Linked DNA regions of Homo sapiens: region 2 is linked to region 1. A link is a loop called in an ENCODE intact Hi-C map of the cell type or tissue named here. Cell type or tissue: HepG2. All regions are shown on one strand. Each heading gives the region's core, and the rest is flanking DNA. Links, peaks and the distances in the headings are about the cores only.

Evidence for each region. Peaks named below come from ENCODE experiments on the same cell type or tissue, not always from the same donor. Only the 100,000 strongest peaks of a DNase experiment are listed, where the experiment ranks them.
Region 2: it touches region 1 in a loop (2.9-fold over the local background); 4 of 110 quality-filtered maps call a loop at or near these places.

The regions. Positions count from the first base shown.
Region 1 is chr1:113,143,799-113,155,636 of GRCh38, reverse strand. No RefSeq gene overlaps it. Among named protein-coding and RNA genes, the nearest start is that of LRIG2, 77 kb to the right of the region's middle. In HepG2, for the core only: no CTCF peak of the experiment used is centred there; DNase peaks (open chromatin) are centred at 8,696 and 9,236; H3K4me3 peaks cover 1,410 bases.
Region 2 is chr1:113,217,401-113,228,055 of GRCh38, reverse strand. No RefSeq gene overlaps it. Among named protein-coding and RNA genes, the nearest start is that of LRIG2, 150 kb to the right of the region's middle. In HepG2, for the core only: a CTCF peak has its summit at 8,471 (motif pointing left); a DNase peak (open chromatin) is centred at 10,295.

The sequences.
Region 1 (11,838 bases), core at 6,704-11,703:
TACAAAAATTTGCTGGGTGTGGTAGTACATGCCTGCAATCCCAGCCACTTGGGAGGCTGAGGCAGGAGAATTGTTTGAACCCAGGAGGCAGAGGTTGCAGTGAGCCAAGATCGTGCCACTGTACTACAGCCCAAAAAAAAAAAAGACAGTTTGGCAGTTTTGTACAAAACTAAACATAATCTTACCATATGATCCAGCATTTTGTACTCTGTGATATTTACCCAAAGGAGTTGAAAACTTAAGTACACACAAAACATGCACACAGGTATTTATAGCAGCTTTATTATGATTGTCAAAACTTGGAACCATCTAAGATGTTCTTCAGTAGGTGAATGGATAAACTGTGGTGCATCCAAACAATGGAATATTACTCAGCATTAAAAAGAAATAAACTATCAAGCCATGAAAGGACATGAAGGAAAGTTAAATGCATATTACTAGGTGAAAGAAGCCAATCTGAAAAGGCTACATTCTCTATTATTCCAACTATATGACATTCTGTAAAAGGCAAAACTATGGAGACAATAAAAAGATTAGTGGCTGCCAGAGGTGAGAGGAAGAAGGGGATGAACAGACAGAGCATAGAGGATTCTTAGGGCAGAGAAACGGCTCTGTATGATAACACAGTGGTGGATACATGTCGTTACACTTTCGTCAAAACCCACAGAGTGTACAACACCAAGAGTGAACCCTAATGTAAACTATGAACCTTGGTTGATAATGATGTGCCAATGTAGGTTCATAGATTGTAACAAATGGACCACCCTGGGGCAGAATGTTGATAGTGGGGGAGGTTGTCCGTGTGTGGGGATGGGGGACATGGGACATTTCTGTACTTTCCATTTAATTTTGCTGTGATGTAAAAACTGCTCTAAAAATGTTTATTAATTGAAAGAAATGAAGGAAAAGGCCAACAATGAAAAGAAAGTTTTTCTCTTCCCTATCCCTAAGTGACCCAGTTTCTTCTCCTGCCACCCTCAAGTCACTCACTGTGACCAGTTTCTTGAGTATTCTTTAAAGATATCCTTGGTATTTACATATATGGCCATGTTCTTTTGATACCACAGTTGCCTCCCTTAGGGAAAAAGAATGTTTGGAGTTAACCTGAGGGAACAATTCCTTCCCTCAACCCTCTGTATGCTTCCTTTAAATTTTTGAAGCTCAGATACCAAATGGAATATAATGGAGTATGTTTTTATGTTTCCTGGGAGTTGGTGAGGTGTACTGAAGAGCCTGGCATCTAACATCTGTTGGGACTAAGTTCAAATTCATACCTACGGTGGGTGACTTCACCTTTCTGAACCATTTCCACCTCTGAAAAATGGAGGTAATCATCCCTACCTCCAAGGGCTGCTGTGAGGATAAAATAAGAGAATGAGGGGGAAACATCTGCCACCCTCCTTCCTTTCCCTCCTACAGTTTCTCCAATGCTTTTTAAGAATAGAGAGAAAAGGAAAAGCAAATTCCCAAAATCTACACGCTGTGTAATGATTAGCTTTGACCTAATTCTACTTCAAAATGTTTCCTTCTCTTACCCCCCACTACCTCCCACCCAGATGCCTAGTATAAAGAACTCATGAAAACTTAGGCCAGATGGGAACCTGGAATATTAAAGCCTTTGAGAAAACATCTGTTTGTTCATTTATTACCATGTTTTTGCTTCTGTCTTGTTTGGTCATAAGAGCCTATGGGGAAGTCCTTTGCACTTTAGTCTATACAGGGCTCTTATATCCTTCATTTTACTTCGCAACTCTGTGAAAAAAGGAGAAAACTGAGGTTCAGAAATCAAATGCTTCGGCTAAGAGGCATCTGGCAGAAACGGGGCTAGACCCAAGTTCTTCTCACTGGTTTCCTTGCCTTTTTCTATCTCTAGTTGGCTTTCATGCGTAATCGCTACTGCATCAGTTAGGATGCATTTGGCTGCAAGCAAGAGAAAATCCAAGTCACCCTGGCTCATGTAACTGGAAATCCACAGATTCTGTGGCTTCAGAATGAGCTTAAGGCAGTGGCTCTGCTCTCTTCTCTGCTCCTCCCTTGCTTTCTCCCTCCTCTCTGTGTTGGCTTTTTCCCCCTCATAATCTGGCCCTGCTGTATTACATTTGTCTTTTTGTTAGGTATCCAGCATTCCCCCGAATTCCAACTTCAAATTGTTGCCTTAATTTCTCTTTTGGAGAAATTGTCACTTGTGTAATGCCTCCCTTATGCTGTGGGGCTGAAGTGGTCAGATCATTCATCTCCCTGGCCCCCAGCTTGTGGGGAGAAGGGGAGTGATTCACAGCCTTGGCCAATTGGAGGCTCTCTGCTAGACTTTGAATCTTGGACAAGAGCCAGAAGGGCAGGCTGCAACAGTGCCCAGGCCCAGGCATTTCTATGGGGCGGTGCTGCTTGCAGCTCCATTGCCTGACCACTGAAGTCCTTCTGGCTCTTGCCCCATTTTCCAGGCCCAGCTCTTCAGCTTCTCCCTTGTGGATTCTGGAAGCCTCCACTATTCTGCCAGTAAATTTCCTCTTTGTTCAAGACGGCCAGAGACATTTTCTATTGCTTGCCATCAAGAACCCCAATCATACCATGTACCCAGCAATTCCACTCCTAGGTAGGTACCCAAGAGAAATGACAGCATATCTCCATATAAAATTTTGTACACCAGTGTTCATAGCAGCATTCCTCGTGATGGCAAAAACAAACAAACCACGTGTCCATTAACTGATACATGGGTAAATAAAATGTGGTAGGCTGCAGGTGGTGGCTCACGCCTGTAATCCCAGCACTTTGGGAGGCTGAGGCAGGCAGATCACCTGAGGTGGGGAGTTCAAGACCAGCCTGACCAAAATGGAGAAACCCTGTCTCTACTAAAAATACAAAATTAGCCAGGCGTGGTGGCGCATGCCTGTAATCCCAGCTATTTGGGAGACTGAGGCAGGAGAATTGCTTGAACCCAGGAGGCGGGGGTTGTGGTGAGCCAAGATCACACCATTGCACTCCAGCCTGGGCAACAAGAGTGAAACTCCATCTCAAAAAAAAAAAAAAAAAAAAAATTAAAATTAAATGTGCTATATTCATACAGTGGAATATTATTCTTCCATAATTAAGAAATGAAGTACTGGCCGGGCTCAGTGGCTCAAGCCTGTAATCCCAGCACTTTGGGAGGCCGAGGTGGGTGGATCACGAGGTTGGGAGATTGAGACCATCCTGGCTAACACGATGAAACCCCGTCTCTACTAAAAATACAGAAATTAGCCGGGCATAGTGGTGGGCGCCTGTAGTCCCAGCTACTCGGGAGGCTGAGGCAGGAGAATGGCGTGAACCCGGGAGGCGGAGCTTGCAGTGAGCCGAGATTGCGCCACTGCACTCCAGCCTAGGCAAATCCATAGAGACACAGAATAGATTAATTTTTGCTAGGGGTTTGGCAGGAAGGGGAAGTGATTACTAATTGATATGGGACTTCTTATGAGGCTGATGAAAATGTTCTAAAATTGTGGTTGCCCCACTCTGAATCTATTAAAGCCTGCTGAATTGTACACTTTAAAAGGGTGAATTTTATGATATATGAATTATATATCAATAAAGCTGTTATTTTAAAATAAAAGATCCCTTCTAGCGTAGAGAGCTGAATGGAGAGGCAGCCTGTGTGCTGGGAAGAACACCACCACTGGAGCTCCAGAAGATTTAGTTGTAATCTCAGGTTTATTTCTTGCCAACCTTAAATTTCACCATTTTGGTCCTTGATTTCTTTATTGCTAACATGATGAGACTTAGTAAATCAGTGTTTCTAAAACTTCAGTCATTTGTGTGCCACCTTCATGATTTTTGTCACATCATTGTGCCAACTGAATGGTTATTTACCTGTGTTTTTTTTTTTTTTTTTTTTGAGATGGACTTTTGCTCTTGTCGCCCAGGCTGGAGGTCAGTGGCACGATCTCAGCTCACTGCAAACTCCGCCTCCCAGGTCCAAGTGATTCTCCTGCTGAGCCTCCAGAGTAGCTGGGATTACAGGCATGCGTCACCACGCCCGGCTAATTTTGTATTTTTAGTAGAGACGGGGTTTCTCCATGTTGGTCAGGCTGGTCTCCAACTCCCAACCTCAGGTGATCCGCCCACCTCGGCCTCCCAAAGTGCTGGGATTACAGGCATGAGCCACCGCGCCCGGCCCACCCGGTTATTTCTTTAAATTAGTTCACCTTTTGTAAAACTTTTATTTTAGGTTCAGGGGTACATGTGCAGTTTTGCTCTACAGGTCAACTCGTGTCACAGGAGTTTGTTGTACAGATTATTTCATCACCCAGGTATTAAGCCTAGTACCCATTAGTTATTTTTCTAGATCCTCTCCCTCCTCCCACCCTCCACCCTCCAATAGGCCCCAGTGTGTGTTGTTCCCCTCTGTGTGTCCATGTGTTCTCACCATTTAGCTCCCACTTATAAGTGAGAACATGTGGTATTTGGTTTTCTGTTCCTGCATTAGTTTGCTAAGGATAATGGCCTCTAGCTCCGTCCATGTTCCTGCAAAGGACATGATCTAATTTTTTTTTATATAACTACATAATATTCCATGGTATATATGTACCACATTTTCATTATCCAGTCTACCACTGATGGGCATTTAGGCCGATTCCATGTCTTGGCTATTGCAAATAGTGCTGCAGTAAACATACGTGCGCATGTGTCTTTATGATAGAACAATTTATATTCCTTTGTAATAGGATTGGTGGGTTGAATGGTATTTCTGTTTTCAGGTCTTTGAGGAATCACCACACTGTTTTCCACAATGGTTGAACTGATTTACATTCCCACCAACAGTGTATAAGCATTCCTTTTTCTCCACAACCTCACCAGCATCTGGATGTTGTTGGTTTTTTTACTTTTTAATAGCCATTGTAACAGCCATTCTAACTGGTATGAAATGGTATCTCATTGTGGTTTTGATTTGCATTTCTCTGATGATCAGTGATGTTGAGCTTTGTTTCATACACCTGTTGGCCGCATGTATGTCTTCTTTCGAAAAGTGTCTTTTCATATCCTTTGCCCACGTTTTAACAGCGTTGTTTATTTTCTTGTAAATTTGTTTAAGTTCCTTAATAGATGCTGGATATTAGACTTACACCATATACAACAATCTACTTAAGATGAATTACAAACTTAAATGTAAAACCCCAAACTATAAAAACCATGAAAGACAACCTAGGCAATACCATTCTGGACATAGGAATGAGCAAAGATTTCATGACAATGACACCAAAAGCAATTGCAACAAAAGCAAAAATTGACAAATGAGATCTAATGTGACTAAAGACTTGCAACAGCAAAACAGAGTAAACAGACAACCTACAGAATAGGAGAAAATTTTTGCAAGCTATGCATCTGACAAAGGTCCACGTTTTTTTTGTTTTATTTTGTTTTTTTGCAACAGAGTCTCGCTGTGTTGCCCAGGCTGGAGTGCAGTGATAATCTGAACTCACTGCAACCTCCGCCTCCCGGGTTCAAGCAATTCTCCTGCCTCAGCCTCCCAAGTAGCTGGGATTACAGGCATGCACCACCACCCCTGGCTAATTTTTGTATTTTTAGTAGAGACGGGGTTTCTGCGTGTTGGCCAGGCTGGTCATGAACTCCTGACCTCAAGTGATCTGCCCACCTCGGCCTCCCAAAGTGCTGGGATTGCAGACGTGAGCCACCACGCCCGGCCTCCACCTTGTTTTTTTTTTTAAACCTAGCATCATTCTAAACAAAAATATCTGTAGACTCATGGGTTTGCTGTGCTAGTTGTATTTTCCCCAAACATAATAAAATCAGCCCTAGACAGTAAAATTTAAAATGTCCATCCATCCCCCATGTCACCATTTCTGTTCCTACCGTTTGGGAACCCTGTACTTGAAGATTCCATTCCAAGCACAAGTGTAGCTTGTGCTACAAACTAGCCTAGAGGGTAGGGACAAAAGTCTTCCCTTATTTCTTCCTTCAACTATCACAGATATTTTAATCACAGGCCTCATGTGGCCTTGCCCTGCTCTGAGGGTGGGGTTTCTGGTCTGCTAAAAGAGGAGGGCTTGGCCGGGCACGGTGGCTCATGCCTGTAATCCCAGCACTTTGGGAGGCCGAGGTGGGCAGATCAGGAGTTCAGGAGTTCAAGACCAGCCTGACCAAGATGGTGAAACCCCGTCTCTACTGAAAATACAAAAATTAGCCAGACGTGGTGGCACGTGCCTGTAATCCTAGCTACTCAGGAGGTTGAGGCAGGAGAATCGCTTGAACCCTGGAGGCACAGGCAGTGAGCTGAGATCACACCACTGCACTCCAGCCTGGGCCACAAGAGTGCCCCCCAAAAAAAGAGGGCTGCCACAGGGCCAGCTCCATTCAGTAAGCAGATGGGTGCCTCCTGGGATGCTGGGGATGGTCATTGTTATTCTAATTTTGCTGAGGAGATTGTCTGAGAAACATTAACTAATATACCACAAGAAAACAAAACAGATCTTTTGACAATTCCAGTGCTTGTTTAACTAGTGGGTTGGTGCAAAAGTAATTGTGGCATTTTGCCATCACTTTAATGGCAAAAACTGTAATTACTGTAAAATAATGGCATTTTGCCGTTACTTTAATGGCAAAAACGACAGTTATTTTGCACCAACCTAATATATCATAGTAGGCCCTGAGGCTGGATTTTGGGGTAGATGTAATTGTGGTCTTTATCAAACCGGGCTATACACATGACTGCCACATTTGCCTGTGGGTAGGATCAGCATTGAGGAATGAGACACAAGTGTGGCTCTTTTTAGGGGTAGAAAGGGTATGATACATTTCCTCCATCATAAGGGTCATGGCTAAGACTCCTATAATGAAAGACAGGTTAACAAGAGAAAAACATAAGTGATTTATGTAATCAAAGTTTTACCTGAAGGCTGGGCGTGGTGGCTCACGCCTATAATCCCAGCACTTTGGGAGGCGGATGGATCACGAGGTCAGGAGATCGAGACCATCCTGGCTAACATGGTGAAACCCCGTCTCTACTAAAAATACAAAAAAAAAAAAAATTAGCCGGGCGTGGTAGCGGGCGCCTGTAGTCCCAGCTATTCGGGAGGCTGAGGCAGGAGATGGCGTGAACCCGGGAGGCAGAGCTTGCAGTGAGCCGAGATCGCACCACTGCACTCCAGCCTGGGCGACAGTGAGAGACTCTGTCTAAAAAAAAAAAAAAAAAAAAAAAAAGTTTTACCTGATACAGGAGCCTTCAGAAATGAAGACCAAAGGGAAAACTGTCCATTTTTTAGATTTGATGAAGGGTGGACAGCTATGTAGAGATGTGATTGGACAAAAAGAATGATGTGATAGTAATAGAGTGGGAAACCCGGCAAGGCCTGTCTGTTCAGGTTCTTCTTAGTCTCTCTGTGTGGCATTCCTTCCTCCCAGATATGAAGCAGGATCCTTTTTGGAATGAGGATCTTATTACCTACTATTGAACAAAGATAGGGCTGATAATTTCTTTATGACCAGCTCCTACACAGAAAGGTGGGGGAAGGTGAAAGTAATATTTCTAGGTTGTATGGTTTGCCCTGGGGGAAAGGGGCTGTAGTCTCTATGACCTGCCTTGGGGAGGGGCATTCAGGGTTCTGTGACTTACCTCAGGGGAGAATGAAGGGCGAGAGACAGGAGGGCAGGAGAAAGTCAGAGAGCTCGGTTCTGAGGCTGCTTGCGAGGCCTTCCACTGTCCTTTAATTCAAAGTACTCAGCATGCCAAAGCATTAGGGTAATTTTTCGGAAACAGCTTCTATGATGAAAATTCCATCCATTGAATTTCTAGCATTTCCATAGATCAGTGATGAACAGTAACAAACTCCCCTGTTACTTCTTTCATCACACTATCCCACTTAGAGTTATCAGCTCACAATCTGTATTCTCTGCTAGTCAGAAATCATGTCTTTCTTATTGGTTGCTGTGTCTGCAGCTAATAAGAAGCAGGCATTTAGAAGCAGTCCAGTATTTGCCACATAGTAGGCCCATACTAAATCTCAGTTTAATTAACTAATGGTCCCTTGCCTCGAGGATCATATAGACCAGAGTGTGTGTGGCTGGGAGGTAGAATGGGGTAGTCTGAGACAAGCCCACAGACAAAGGGCAGATTTACTACTGTGTGCACGTGCCTGCACAGTGGGCAGGGGGCTGGTGAGCCCTTCAGCCCTGTGTCCTACATCCTCTGCATGGAGCAGGCTGTTGCCACCACCTGGGTCCATTGGTAAGGGTGGTTTCCATCTGTCCAGATAGGAGACCAGAGCAGAGCAGTGATGCATGTATTCCATCCAACAAATAGCTGTTGACAGCCAGCCCCATGCAGAGCCCCCTGCCAGGCACCATAGAGGAGACAAATGTAACTCAGCCCTGAACTGAGTCCTGTGCAGGACTCCTGAGTACACCCATTCACCAGCCCAGGCCTGCCAATTCCTCGCTCAGTGTTCTTTCTACAACAGCACTGCCTTCCAAAAGTGATCCCCTAGCTGCCAGATTTAGGAGGATTCTTCTAGCAGTGTGCATGAGGAGGCTGTATATAGAGTTTTCTACTGAGATGTACTAACACAGGTGCCTGCAGTGTGCTCAGTGCTAGGGTGCAATGGAAGTAAGACTCATCTTTGCCCCAGGGAGTAGCTGTGTCTGTAGTGGTAGCTGTGTCTGTAGTCCAGGTCAGATGGAGGAGATAAGAGGGGCCTGCTCTCAGTCAGTAGTCTAGACAGGATGTGGGGTTAGTGTCTGGGAAGCTGAGAACAGAGAAGCCATGGGCAGAGGGAGGGAGGAGCGGGTGTGCAGGAGCACATGAAGCACTCGGGATCTGGGGCTTCAGTAACCTATGGCTGTCTGGGTGGTTCTAGTCATGGCATGAGGCACTTACCCTAATGTAACAAGCCCACATGTTCCTTCAGCAGCCCCTGCCCTTCTTTGGACCAGCGATCACGATGGGCATGAAAGCTTTCCGCTTTTTGCTTCCTACTTTCAGCAGTCTTTTCCCATTAGGTTTCCGCTCTTCAGGCTACATGAGCACCAAGGCCTGTTTTCTGAAATGTGTGTGCTCACTTACATTGGGTGGACCAGTGTAGACACAATTGCCTGAGCGATTCTGAGGCATGTCCAGTTGTCCAGGCAGATCAAGGACAGAGAAACAGACTAAAGAGCTTTTGTGAAGCCTAAAGTGGTGATATAATAGTTGGTGTACAGCAGAGTTTCTGAACTTCAGCACTATTGACATTTTGGGCCAGATAATTCTTAGTTATGAGGGGCTGACTTGTGCATTGCAGGGTTTAGCAGTATCCCTGCCCTCCACTCAGTACATAATAGTGAGCAACTCCCAAGCTGTCACAACCATAAATACCTCCAGAAACTTCCTGTGTCCCCAGGGTGTATGTGTAAAATCATCCCCTGTTAAGAACCACCGGTGTACAGGCTTTGAGTCTGAGTCCTGGTTCTACCGTTTGCCAGCTGTATGAACACAGGCAGCTTATTTAACTGACCTGTGGCTCAGTTTCTTTATCTGTAACTTCACTGTGCCTCAGTTTCCTCTTATGTAAAATGGGGATAAAATTGATCTTATGGAGTTATTGTACAGATTAAGAGTTTTATGTAAAGTGCCTAGAGCAATGCCTGACACACAGTAAACATTAACTATTGTTATGGTTAATAATAACACTCAGCCTCTCTTGTGTACATCCTATACTGAAGCAACACATCTCCTTGAGCATAGAGGGTAACAGTAGAGGTTTCTGAACCTTTTAGTCACTGTCTAACCCTCAGCCTAGAGCAAACAATGGGACCAAGCATTCGTTTATGATCTATTGGAGGAGCCCTAAGCATGGGACACTAGTGTCCACTCTGCCACCAAATGATGCCCTTGCCCATGTGGCCTTGGGCAAGTCCTTGCTCCTCTCTGGCCCCAGTCCACTCATCTATAAAATGAATTGGTGGGTCTAAATAATTCCTAAATTTGGCCGGGCACAGTGGCTCACACCTGTGATCCCAGCACTTTGGGAGGCCGAGGCGGGCGGATCACCTGAGGTCAGGAGTTCGAGACCAGCCTGGCCAACATGGTGAAACCCCGTCTCTATTAAAAAATACAAAAATTAGCCAGGCGTGGTGGCAGGCGACTTAATCCCAGCTACCTGGGAGGCAGAGGCAGGAGAATCATTTGAACCCGGGAGGCAGAGGTTGCAGTGAGCTGAGATAGAGCCATTGCACTCAAACCTGGGGGATAAGAGCAAGACTTCTCTTAAAATAATAATAATAATAATTTCTAAATTTGATTATACATTATAATCACTTGAAGACATCACAAAATGCAGATTCCCGGACTCTGCCAATCAAATCCAAGTTTCTGGAAATGGAGGCTGAGAATCTGCATTTTACTAAACTCCTTAGAGGATCATGATGTTAGCCAGGCGTGGTGGCTCACGCCTGTAATCCCAGCACTTTTGGGAGGCTGAGGCCTATGGATCTCCTGAGGTCAGGAGTTCGAGACCAGCCTGGTCAACATAGTGAAACCCCATCTCTACTAAAGATACAAAAAAATTACCTGGGCATGGTGGCAGGCACCTGTAATCCCAGCTACTAGGGAGGCTGAGGCAGGAGAACCACTTGAACCTGGGAGGTGGAGGTTGCAGTGAGCCGAGATTGTGCCATTGCACTCCAGCCTGGGCAACAAGCGAAACACCGTCTCAAAAAAAAAAAAGTGGATCATGATGTTCAGTCAGGTTTGAAAGCAACTGACTAGATCAGCTGTAAGGCCCCTTTCAATATTCAGATTCCTAAGATACATTAATTATAGACTCATGGAGCAGAAAGGAGCTTTGAGTGGTCATGTGCCTTAGAGGACCAGGGCAGATGGCTGCTTTCCTGTGAGAAAGCTATGCTAGTGCTCTGGTGGCTCTTCCAGGGTTTAATTATCCCTAGCATTAGGAAGATATACTTTCTATCTAATCAAATGCTTCATCTCAGCAATTTACCTCCCACTCTGCTGGCTTTGTACTTAAGGGTGTAGAGAAGGGCTGGTCAGTTCCCTGTAGTGTAGCCCTTCATGTACTTGAGTGCTGTTGGAAGTCAGACTAGACCTGACATTATTACTGGTGAAAATGTCTCTTGACTTTGGGCTTTCCTTTCCATTCCCATTGCAACTGCCCAAGTTTAGGCTGCTAGCGTGTCTTGTTTGGACCATATAACACCTTTCTAACTAGTCTTCTGACCTCCAGTCTCTTCTCTATTCAATCTTCATGGTACAGTTATTTTCCTAACCCCCAGCCCTGAATGTATCACTTCTCCTGCCCACAAATCCTCCATGCCTCCCAATCAAAACGAAAGCCCTCATCCTGTCATTCAAGGCCTTTCAGAGCCTGACCCCACCTACACTTTTGCTTTCTTAGCTTATTACATTTCTCTTCCATAACTCCCTCAGGCCAAGAGCCTCCTTGGGCTACAATTTACTTTGCTGAATTTTTTTGACAGGTTTCCCAAACTTGAATAACCATGGAAGTCCCCTCCCCACCACTGCCTATGTTTCATGGCAAAATATTTACAAACATCTCATGGATACTAAGTGATTCACGGTACTCAGTTTGGGAAACACTCTCTCTGCCCTTCCTTCTGGTTGCCAGCGGCTTAACTATCTATTTCAAGAGCTTCCCAGGTCTTGAACTGCAACTCAAAATAACTATCTAATGTTGTCATACCTGCTACCTCTCAATCTGATTTTATTTTATTTATTTTATTTATTTATTTATTTATTTATTTATTTATTTATTTATTTATTTATTTTGAGATGGAGTCTCGCTCTGTCACCCAGGCTGCATCTCAGCTTACTGTAACCTCCCCCTCCCAAGTTCA
Region 2 (10,655 bases), core at 5,656-10,655, 73 kb before region 1:
GTTTTCTGTCATTGTTTTTCTACCCTTCTTTCTCTCTTCTTTAACAAGGCTATACTACAGAATTCTACCATTTACATTTTTGCTCTGTATTTTGAGTAGTTGTTCATTCCCAGTCTTATTGTATTCAATAGTTTTCTGTTCTCAATTTTAAAGAAAGATGACTGATGTCTTTTGTGTCTTTGTCCTTAAAATATATATTACTTTTGAATTATTTGTCTCTTGGCTGAATTTTTGTCACCGTGTAGGTCTGTATCACTGGGTGGCAAGGTTTCTTGGTACAACTAAGCATTCCTTGACCAATGTTTCCAACAAACTGTGCTGCAGTGATTCTGCTACCAATTCCAGGCATTTCTAAGTATCCATGTACTCTTTTTCTTCTTGGTCATTCAAAATGTTTTCTTATTAATATAAAAATAAGATATAGTTCAAACATAGATAATTTTAAAAAACTAACATTTATTGAGTGCCAGGCACTCTTCTAGGAGCTTTGTAGTAAATATTACCTCCTTCAAGCCTTACTCAGATGTCATAATGTCACCTTCTCAATGAGGCATTCCCTGGCCACCCTCCCTAAAATGCCAGCCTCTTTGACCCATCTTATCTTTGCTTTATTTTTTCTCCTTATTGTTCATCTCTATCTAACATGCTGTTTTTCATTATCTAGCTTCTTATTGCTCTCTCTCTCCAGAATATATGCTCTCTCAGAACAGAGATCTTTGTGGGCTTTGATCATTGCTATATCCCTGGCACCTAGGACAGTACCTGGTACATAGTGGCCCTCAGGAATACTTATAGAATGAATAAGTGAGGTCATTTGATCTTTACCATAGCCCCATACAATATCTTCTATTATTATCCCCATTTTAAAGATGAGAAAATTGAGGCACAGAGTTGGGTAACTTGCTAAGGTTATACAACTTGTAAATAGCAGAGCTGGTATCCTAACCCTAGCAGTGTGGTTCCATAGTCCTTGCTCTTCACAACCAACAATGCCCAGGTACCCACTACTACCTGCATTTACTTTTTAAAGAAAACAAAATTTTTTTTTTAATATTAAGAAGTTGAATTAGCTGGGCATGGTGGCTCATGCCTGTAATCCCAGCTACTCGGGAGGCTGAGGCAGGAGAATCACTTGAACCCAGGAAGTGGAGGTTGCAGTGAGCCAAGATTGCGCCATTGCACTCCAGCCTGGGCAACAAGAGTGAAACTCTGTCTGAAAAAAAAAAAATTAAGAAGTTGAAACCCCCTTTTAAGCTCTTCTTGTTTCTGATCCCTTCCAGCGCTCCCCAAAGACAGCCACTGTCTGGAAGCTGGCGTATGACCTTCCCACCTTCACCTCCTTGTGTGTGTTTTACACGCAGGCCTTTACTGTCTGGAGCTGTCTTCCCTGGAGCTTCTGAGCCATAGGCGAGAATGGTGTCTGGAGATACATAGGATCTACATAATTGAAAACTCCCCAAATCCATCTCTCATGTGAAGTATCGACTGCTTTTGTTCCTTTCACTTTCTTATTATTTTTTTTCCTTTTCTACTTACGGAGACTCATTTTTCTAACTGAAAATAGAAAACTTTATCAGATTGGAATAACAGTCCCTCTTGCTGTAGTTTTTTTTCCCCAAAGACTGGATGAATTTGGGCCTCGTCAGAAAGCCATCTGCTGTGTACGAACAGACCTATTCAGAGCCAGGAAAAGAAAACGAAGGAGGGGGAAAGCCCTGGCTTACTCATTTTAAAACAAAGAGCTGCGGCTTGCGAACTCCACCACGCCTTTGACAAAAGCTGACCGTGGGCAGCGGGCACTGACTGGGAAGGGAGGATGTGAAGAGCTCTGCATTGCACACGGTGGTGACCTTGCAGAACTTTGCTACCAATAAAGAAAAGATGTTTACTGAACAGGGAAGGAGGCTCCAAGTCATTCCCTCTAAGTTGGCACCAGTTCTCCATGGAAAATGGCCATTTGGTTTGTGTTCCATTGCCTGCTTCATCAATGCCCTCTCCTTACTGGCTCTATTTAACTTCTTGTTATTCCTGCTGTGTCAGGCCTCACCAGTCTTGGTTCAGGACTGTGTGGAAAGGTGTCATGAGGTTTTCAGTGGACACTTCAATCCACAGGGCTACCCTTGCTGCTTAAGGGAAGACTCACATTTGCTGTTGTAGATGAGCAGATCTTAAACTATGGGCTGCCCACTCATGGTTCCTGCTGAAATGCTTCATTTTACCTTCCTCAAGTCACCACAGCAAAAAATAAATTACAATATGAAAGTCCATGTTCAAAATCAAATAGTTTCAGTCCAGATGTGGTGGCTTACGCCTGTCATTCCAGCAACTTGGGAGGCTGAGGTGGGAGGATCCCTTGAGCTCAGGAATTTGAGACCAGCCTGGGCAACATAGACCTCATCTCTACAAAAAAAATTGTTTTTGAGATGGAGTTTTGCTCTTGTTGCCCAGGCTGGAGTGCAATGGTGCGATCTTGGCTCACTACAACCTCCGTCTCCTGGGTTCAAGCAATTCTCCTGCCTCAGCCTCCTGAGTCACTAGGATTATAGGCGCCCGCCACCACACCTGGCTAATTTTTGTTATTTTCAGTAGAAACGGGGTTTCACCATATTGGCTAGGCTGGTCTCGAACTCCTGACCTCAGGTGATCTACCTGCCTTGGCCTCCCAAAGTGCTGGGATTACAGGTGTGAGCTACCAAGCCCGGTTGAAAAAATTTTTTTAATTTTCCAGGTGTGGTGGTGCATGCCTGTAGTCCCAGCTGCTTGGGAGGCTGAGGTGGGAGGATCACTTGAGCCTGGGAGGTCAAGGCTGCAGTGAGCAGAGATTGCATCACTACACTCTAGCATGGGCAATAGAGCAAGATGCTGTCTCAAAAACAAAACAAAACAAGACAAAACAAAACAAAACATCAAAATCCAATAGTTTCAAGTCCGGGCGTGGTGGCTCACGCCTGTAATCCCAGCACTTTGGGAGGCCAAGGCGGGTGGATCATGAGGTCAGGAGTTCGAGACCAGCCTGGCCAACATGGTGAAACCCCGTCTCTACTAAAAATACAAAAATCAGCCAGGTGTGGCGGCACGCGCCTGTAGTCCCAGCTACTCGGGAGGCTGAGGCAGAGAATTGCTTGAACCTGAGAGGCAGAGGTTGCAATGAGCTGAGATAGCGCCACTGCACTCCAGCCTGGGCAACAGAGTGAGACTCCATCTCAAAAAAAAAAAAAAGAAAAAAAATCCAATAGTTTCATATTCTTAAGAACCTGTAAACTCTTTTTAAAAATTAATTTAATTTTTGATGTCTTTTTTTAATAAGTACAAAAGTAGTATACTCTGGTTGTAAAACATTTAAATAATACATAAATATATACCTGAGAGAGTTAAAGGCCTTTGTTATTCTACCTCATAGATAGTTGTTAACAGTTTGTCGTCTATTCATGTAGAACTTTTTGCCATTTGCACGCTTTTGATTTCTATAAAATTGTATGCTTTCCAGGACCTTGTACCTCCCTCAGTAATTTAGCTCCCGTCTCATCTCTAGTTACTCACTTACCATCTGTCTTTCCTACTAGCCTGTCATGTCCACGAGGGTGTAGACACAGGTCTTTAGAATTCAAATGGGAAGCTCTTTCCATCAGCACATCTTCCTCTTAACAACTGCCAGGGAATCAAGAGCATGTCCCCAACAAGAGACCTCATTGGCATCCAAACACCCCCTATGAAGCCTTTCCATTTCACACAGAGGGAAAACGTTGCATTCAGTTTTGACTCTTTTTTTTTTTTTTTGAGACAGAGTCTTGCTCTGTCGCCCAGGCTGGAGTGCGTGGCATGATCTCGGCTCACTGCAACATCTGCCTCCCAGGTTCAAGCGATTCTTTGCCTCAGCCTCCTGAGTAGCTGGGATTACAGGCACACACCACCATGCCTGGCTAATTTTTGTATTTTTAGTAGAGACAGGGTTTCACTTTATTGGCCAGGCTGGTCTCAAACTCCTGACCTCATAATCCACCCACCTTGGCCTCCCAAAGTGTTGGGATTACAGGCGTGAGCCGCTGCGCCGGGCCCAGTTTTGACATTTTTGAGTTAGAAGTAAATGAGTTAGAGAGGAAAGATTATCACTCATTATTTGAGAAGATAAAATAGCGTTCAAGGCTGATTTGGGAGGTTGCTTGCTGAGTTAATTATTCAAATACGGAGTTCAATGCTGTCTGGCCACGCTAAAAGAACGCAGGCCTGTCTTAACTCTTGGCTGTTTCCCACACCTCAGGGATCAGGGCTGGATGCAGTTAGCTTCTAGGAGCTTGCGCAAGCTCAGATCTCCCTGGTGTGGGCTGGAGGTGACCCGCTCCACGTGGGCCCTGCAGTGCTGTGAGGCTTTCCACAGGCAGCTGCACAGAATGAGATTTCCATTCACACATCCAGGGCTGGGCAAGGAGCAATAGAAGTGCCATCAGTCCAGAGATAGCCGGGTGTGAGACCCCGGGAAAGAGACTGACTTCTTAAATGACTCTCCTTTGTGGTGTAATCTTATTTATTTGTTTATCTTCCACTCTTACAGAGACTTGGATCCTTCATTTTCAGAGGTGACAATTTTCTTCTGGAAAGAATTGTGGTAATTTCTCAACATTATATTTCAACTTACACGACTTTTGTCTTTCTTCCCTTGTTTTGATTTTGCTTTGAGCTAGTTTCGTTTAGTAATTCTGATATAGAATAGCTAAAGGCAGTCTTTTCAACATTCATTGCTTTAATCATACAAAAAGAAATATTCTTTCTCCTTTCCCCCTTTTTATTCTCTCCCTTCTTTCTCCCTTCCTTTCTCTTCCCTTTCTTTTCCCTCCTTCCTCCCTCACTTCCTCTCTTCCTTCCTCTCTTCCTCCCTCTCTCCCTCTCTCTCTTTCTTCATGTATACAGTATTTGATTTTTAAATATTTTTTGGTATTATAAACCAGCTTTATTGAGGTAAATTTATTTACCACAAATTTATCACTTTTTACATGTACAATTCAATAATTTTAGTAAATTCACACAGTTTTCCCATCACCTCAATCCGATTTTAGAATGTTCATATCATCCCAAAAGGATTTGCTTTCCCCTATGGTTGGACTAATTTACACTCCCACCAACAGTGTGTAAGTGTATAAGTGTTTCTTTTTCTTCACAACCTCACCAGCATCTGTTATTTTTGACTTCTTAAATGTTGTTTTATAAAGTGCTTTGTTCATTAAAAATGTTGATTTTTCCCCAAAAATAGTATGCACAACTGCTTGTCAGATATTTAAAATGTCTTAAAAAGTCCTAGTCACCAAAGCAATGAAATTAGATGAACAGATCATGGAAGAGACTGTAACACTCGTATAGTGCCAAGTATAGGTACATTAGAGAAGTAACATTTCAAATCAGTACAGAAACAGAGGCAATTCAAGAAATGATGGTGAAAAACACTGGCTAGCCATTTGGAAGAAGTAAGCCTGGATCCAAGCCTTAATTTTTATATCAAAGTAAAATCCAGAATTATCACCAAAAGTGTATGTAAAAATGAAACTGTGAAAGTAGTAGAAAAATAAGTGAAATTTTTCATAATTTTTGGATGGAAAAACCTTTCTAACAAAAAAATTTAGATAGAAAGTACTGGTAAAGTCTGGGCGCGGTGGCTCATGCCTGTAATTCCAACACTTTGGAAGGCTGAGGCGGGCAGATCACTTGAGGTCAGTCATTCAAGACCAGCCTGGGCAACATAGCAAAACCCTGTCTCTACTAAAAATACAAAAATTAGTGGGGCATGGTGGCACACACCTGTAATCCCAGCTACTTGGAAGGCTGAGGTGGGAGGATCTCTGGAGCCTGGGAGGCAGAGGTTGCAGTGAGTCCTCATCATGCCACCGCACTTCAACCCGGGTGACAGAGAAAGACCCTGTCTCAAAAAAAAAAAAAGAAAAAGAAAGAAATTATTGGTACATCTTGCAATATAAAAATTAAATCTTCTCACCAAAAAACTATGTACCATTTAAAAGTTTGAATGATAGAGGACACATTATGAATATATATATATATATATATATATATATATATATATATGCACACACACACACACACACACATATATATATAAAACCTGCATATGGTTAATATCCTCAATATACAAAAAGCTTTTACAAATTTATAAAATTTGGCGATCACTGAGTAGTAGAATTTGGGACAATTTTACTTTCTTCTTTATAGTTTTCTATAATTTTTATCTTTTTACAGTAAGTATTTTTAATACATTAAATTCATTGTCAGTTTTTTAAAACCTGCTTTTTAAAAAATGTGGATGGGCATCTTTTTTTAGTGCTTAAAATCTAAAGCCCAAAATAATGTTTCCAGAATTGTCCACTGATTCTGCTTTGTAGTATTTATCATTATACATAGCCTTTAATGTATTCATGTAGTAAGACAAGACCAACTAAAAAAGTAAGATGAGTGAGAAATAGCAGGGAAAAAAATCACAAGACAAAAAGAATGGATTTTAATTTGAAAGGGCAAACTTCACATGGAGGCCCTCTGTTTTTTCAAAGCCTGATTTGAATCTAAATCTTTGGATTTAAATTTGACATTTTTTTAAAAAAAGATAAGAGTCCATTTAACAAAAGCTCTTTCACCCCTGGAATAGTTATTTTTAGTGCCAAGGTCTTTTCTTTCTAACATAGGTTTTTTCTTTCCTCTCTCTCCTTCCCCACACCCCCCCAGGCATCTAAGTTGTGCCATTAAATAAAATGCATGATTTAAATTTCAATTTTACTGAAGCTGCAGGTAGGATTAAAGGGATCATACAGATGAGTGATTTCACTGAATGTCACTTCACATAAATTTACATAAAGCTTCAAAAAGCCTACACAGCCTCTAAAAATTCTTCTGAAGGAGAAGGGAGGAAAACGTATATTTATTGAACACCTATGGTTTGTCAAGCCTCATACTGGACTGCTTTATTTATGTCACTTTGTTTCATCCTTAGAGCCAACAGGTGAAGTCAACATTATTATGCTCCTTTTATAGGTGAGAGAACAGACTCAGATTCAGCGATCTACTGGAAATCACTCCCACCTGATTCAAGCAGCCTTACATGACCTTTCCCCTACACCTACAAGCTTTCTCCAATACATACATCTTTGATTATAGGAGGGCTTAGACAGCATAAGTTCCCATGCGGTCCTAGAAGTCCTTTGGTGGTGTCTCAAATGGCCTGCAGACGGCAGGTGCAGATGCTTCCTCTCGGCTGCTGGGAGGCATCTGCATGGTCCCTTCTCCATGCTCAGATGAACTGTGGGGAGCACCTGGTTACTGCTGCCAGTGCTCAGAGTCCAAGGTGGTCACCTTTTGCCTTGACCAAGGCTACCAGAGTCCTGACTTCTTCCCTCACTGCAAAACCTGACCACTAGAAGCTACTGGCTTCGGTGACATTCCTGTTTTGTATTTTGTTTCTTTACATTTTATTATTTTTATTTTTTGAGACAGGGTCTCACTCTGTCCCCCAAGCTGGAGTGCAGTGTCGTGATCACAGCTCACTGCAGCCTCGATCTCTTGGGCTTAAGCAATCCTCCTACGTCAGCCTCCTGAGTAGCTAGGACCACAGGTGCGCACCACCACACCCAGCTAATTTTTGTATTTTTAGTAGAGACAGAGTTTTGCCATGTTCCTGGTCTCAAACTCTGGGGCTCAAGTGATCCGCCTGCCTTGGCCTCCCAAAGTGCTGGAATTACAGGAATGAGCCACTGCACCTGTCCAGTTTCTTTATATTTTATTTTCCCGTACTCATGTCTACTGATGTTTGGAGTCCGGCAGAGGGGGGCAGGCAGTGACCTGGCTCTGCACAAGCAGCTTAATCCCTCTAAGCTTGTCTTCTTATCTGAAAAAGGGAGATCTCACCAGTCCATAGCTGGCAGGGTTACCGATTGAATGACTGAGTGCATGAAGAGTGATCAGCACAGTGCCGAGTGCTGCATGCGTGCTTCATAAACGTGAGCTATTGCTGTGGCTGCTCTTGCCTGCTCTTTTGACTGCAGCCCCTCTGCCTGGCCTCAGAGGCCCACCTAAGGGAAGATGTCAAAATCACCCTCTCCTGCTGACTGGGCCATTGTGTCTGGACCAAACGGGTGTGCTGGACTCCTGCCTTTGAGGCACATTTTCCCCAGCCAGCTCCATAAGCCTGGTAGGCCCACCTCCCACCAGGCCTGTGGTCACTCTGGGCCTGGATTCTAGGATGGCCCCAATTTAGGCACAAATTTAATCAGGGGTTTGAGCCGGGTGTCCTCTAGAACCAAAAAAAAAAAAAAAAAAAAAAAAACCACAGGGCTGACATGCTCATGTAATAAATGTCTAATTAAATTTTTTCCTGAGGACAATTCTGCCAGAAATTTGTCCCAACAGAGTAACAGAGTGGCTGGCAGAGGAGTGAGCATTGCCTAGGTGGGTTGTCAGTGGCTGATGGTGTCTCCCCCTGCAGGTCCAACTCCCAGAGCAGCTGTCCTCCTGGGGCAAAACAGAGCTACTGTGAAGCACCCTCTTCCCGGGCTCCTTTTTGCCTCCCTCACGCCCACCTGCTTTTCTGACCTTCCTAGCAGATCACTGCTGAGTGGACAGATGCCAGGGGCTCACTTTTCCATTGCCAGTGGCCTGACTGACAGAAGCATGGGCAATTCAGGTGCAAACTCAGTCCATATCTGTTACCGGTGTGAACCCCGAAAATCTGAGGCATGTCTCAGTTAATTTAGAAAGTTTACTTTGCCAAAGTTGAGGACACGTGCCCATGGTACAGCCTCAGGAGGTCCTGATGGCATGTGCCAAGGTGGTCAGAGCACAGTTTGGTTTTATACATCGTAGGGAGACATGAGATCAATCAACATACGTAAGATGAGCATTGGCTCGGTCTGGAAAGGCGGGACAACTTGAAGCAAAAGTGGGGAGGGGGCTTCCAGGTCATAGGTAGATAAGAGACAAATGGTTACGTTCTTTTGAGTTTCTGATTAGCCTCTCCAAAGGAAGCAATCAGATATGCATTTATCTCAGTGAGCATAGGGGAGACTTTGAATAGAATGGGAGGCAGGTTGGCTCTAAGCAGTTCCCAGTTTGACTTTTCCCTTTAGCTTAGTGATTTGGGGACCCCAAGATTTATTTTCCTTTCACATTGGCTAGGATTCTAAGAGACAGAGAGAGGACCCAGGTACAAGCACTGGGTGCTTCCTGCAAAGCCCCAGCCTCACTTGATTATTCTGTTCCCTTTAATGCATCTGCACGCCCTTGTTTCCAAACGATTGCTCATGCTGTTCCCTGTGCTTGAAATGCCTTCCCCCATTTCTGTGTGTAGAAGTCTTTAACGGCTCCTCCATAAAGTTTTCAGACACCCCCTGACCATTATGATCTGCTCATACCTCTAAATTAGCAATAATACTTCCCTCCATGTGTGCATGAGACCTCGTGTGCTCCATTCGAGTTGGTTTCAATTGTGATCTCATTTCATTTCACACATTTAAAAACATTATTCTGAGAAGGGGTCTATACTTCTGATTTCCAATGACACCAAAAAGATTAAGAATCCCTGACCTAGCTTGTGTTTAATATTTCAGGAGGGTGGAGACCATGTTATAGTCCCTTTTCGCCCTCTACCTTTAACACTGCCTAGCATAGTTTGTTGACTTGAACTTGCCAGTGTGGGGGACGGTCCCCACAACCAGTTGTGACAGTGAGTCCCACGGATCCGGCTGCTCATGGCTGGTAGAGTCCAATTAATAAGGAGTTCTGGCGGAAAGAAAGTGACTTTTATTCCAGAGCTTAGCTGAGAGGAAGAAGTACAGGCTCCTGCCTTAAGGGTATTACTTCAGCTTTCAGGGCAGAAAGCAGGGGCTTTTAAAGGGGGACTTGGAGTCAACCTCATGTAGGAGGTAGGGGAGGAGGTGTGGGGCCCATGTGACTTGCTTCCTGGGTCTTATCTATCAAGTGGTCTGGCTAGCACCATTGTGGGCAGGGCCCTGTTGTAAATTGACAATTTTAATTTTATCTAGGGCAAAATTTAGGTTGTAAATTAACTGTTATCTTGAGGCAATCTCCTGGCGAGAGAGAGTTCCAGAAGTGCCTGCTGTGTTTCAAGGTTCAGCCTCCAGAACTTCTAAGTAAACACATAGTTAGATAAGCTTGCCGTGTAGGGAGTGTCTGGTGGAGAGAAGGTAAAGGTTATAATTGCATTCCTAAAGAGCTAAGTAGGAGGTGGGGGAAAAGGAAAAAGGTTAAGAAAATCCATTTTTTTCTTTTAAAAATGTGGTAATCAGTTACACTCATGCAGCATGCACTGCTCAGGAAGGCAGCGTGTCCCTCATCAAGGCCCAGGGTCACTTTGATTTTGCGTGTGCTGCTCTGTTGACCAGGCCCTGGACTGGCCTTGAGCCTCCTGTGCTCCTGACCCAGACATGGCCACATCATGCTGGGATCCAGCAGTGAGCATGCACGCAGCTCCTCAAGGTCACACAGAGGCTCCGTCTCGGGGCTTAGGATCTCAAACACTAAATACAGTTTCAGCTGAATTTCCTTTTGACTAATTTGTCTTCTTTAGTATCCAAAGAGGAAAATCAGGCCCATTGTTCTGCTCTTAATAAAATAAAATTCAATCTGCAGAAGCAGAAGAAAGCTGGTGG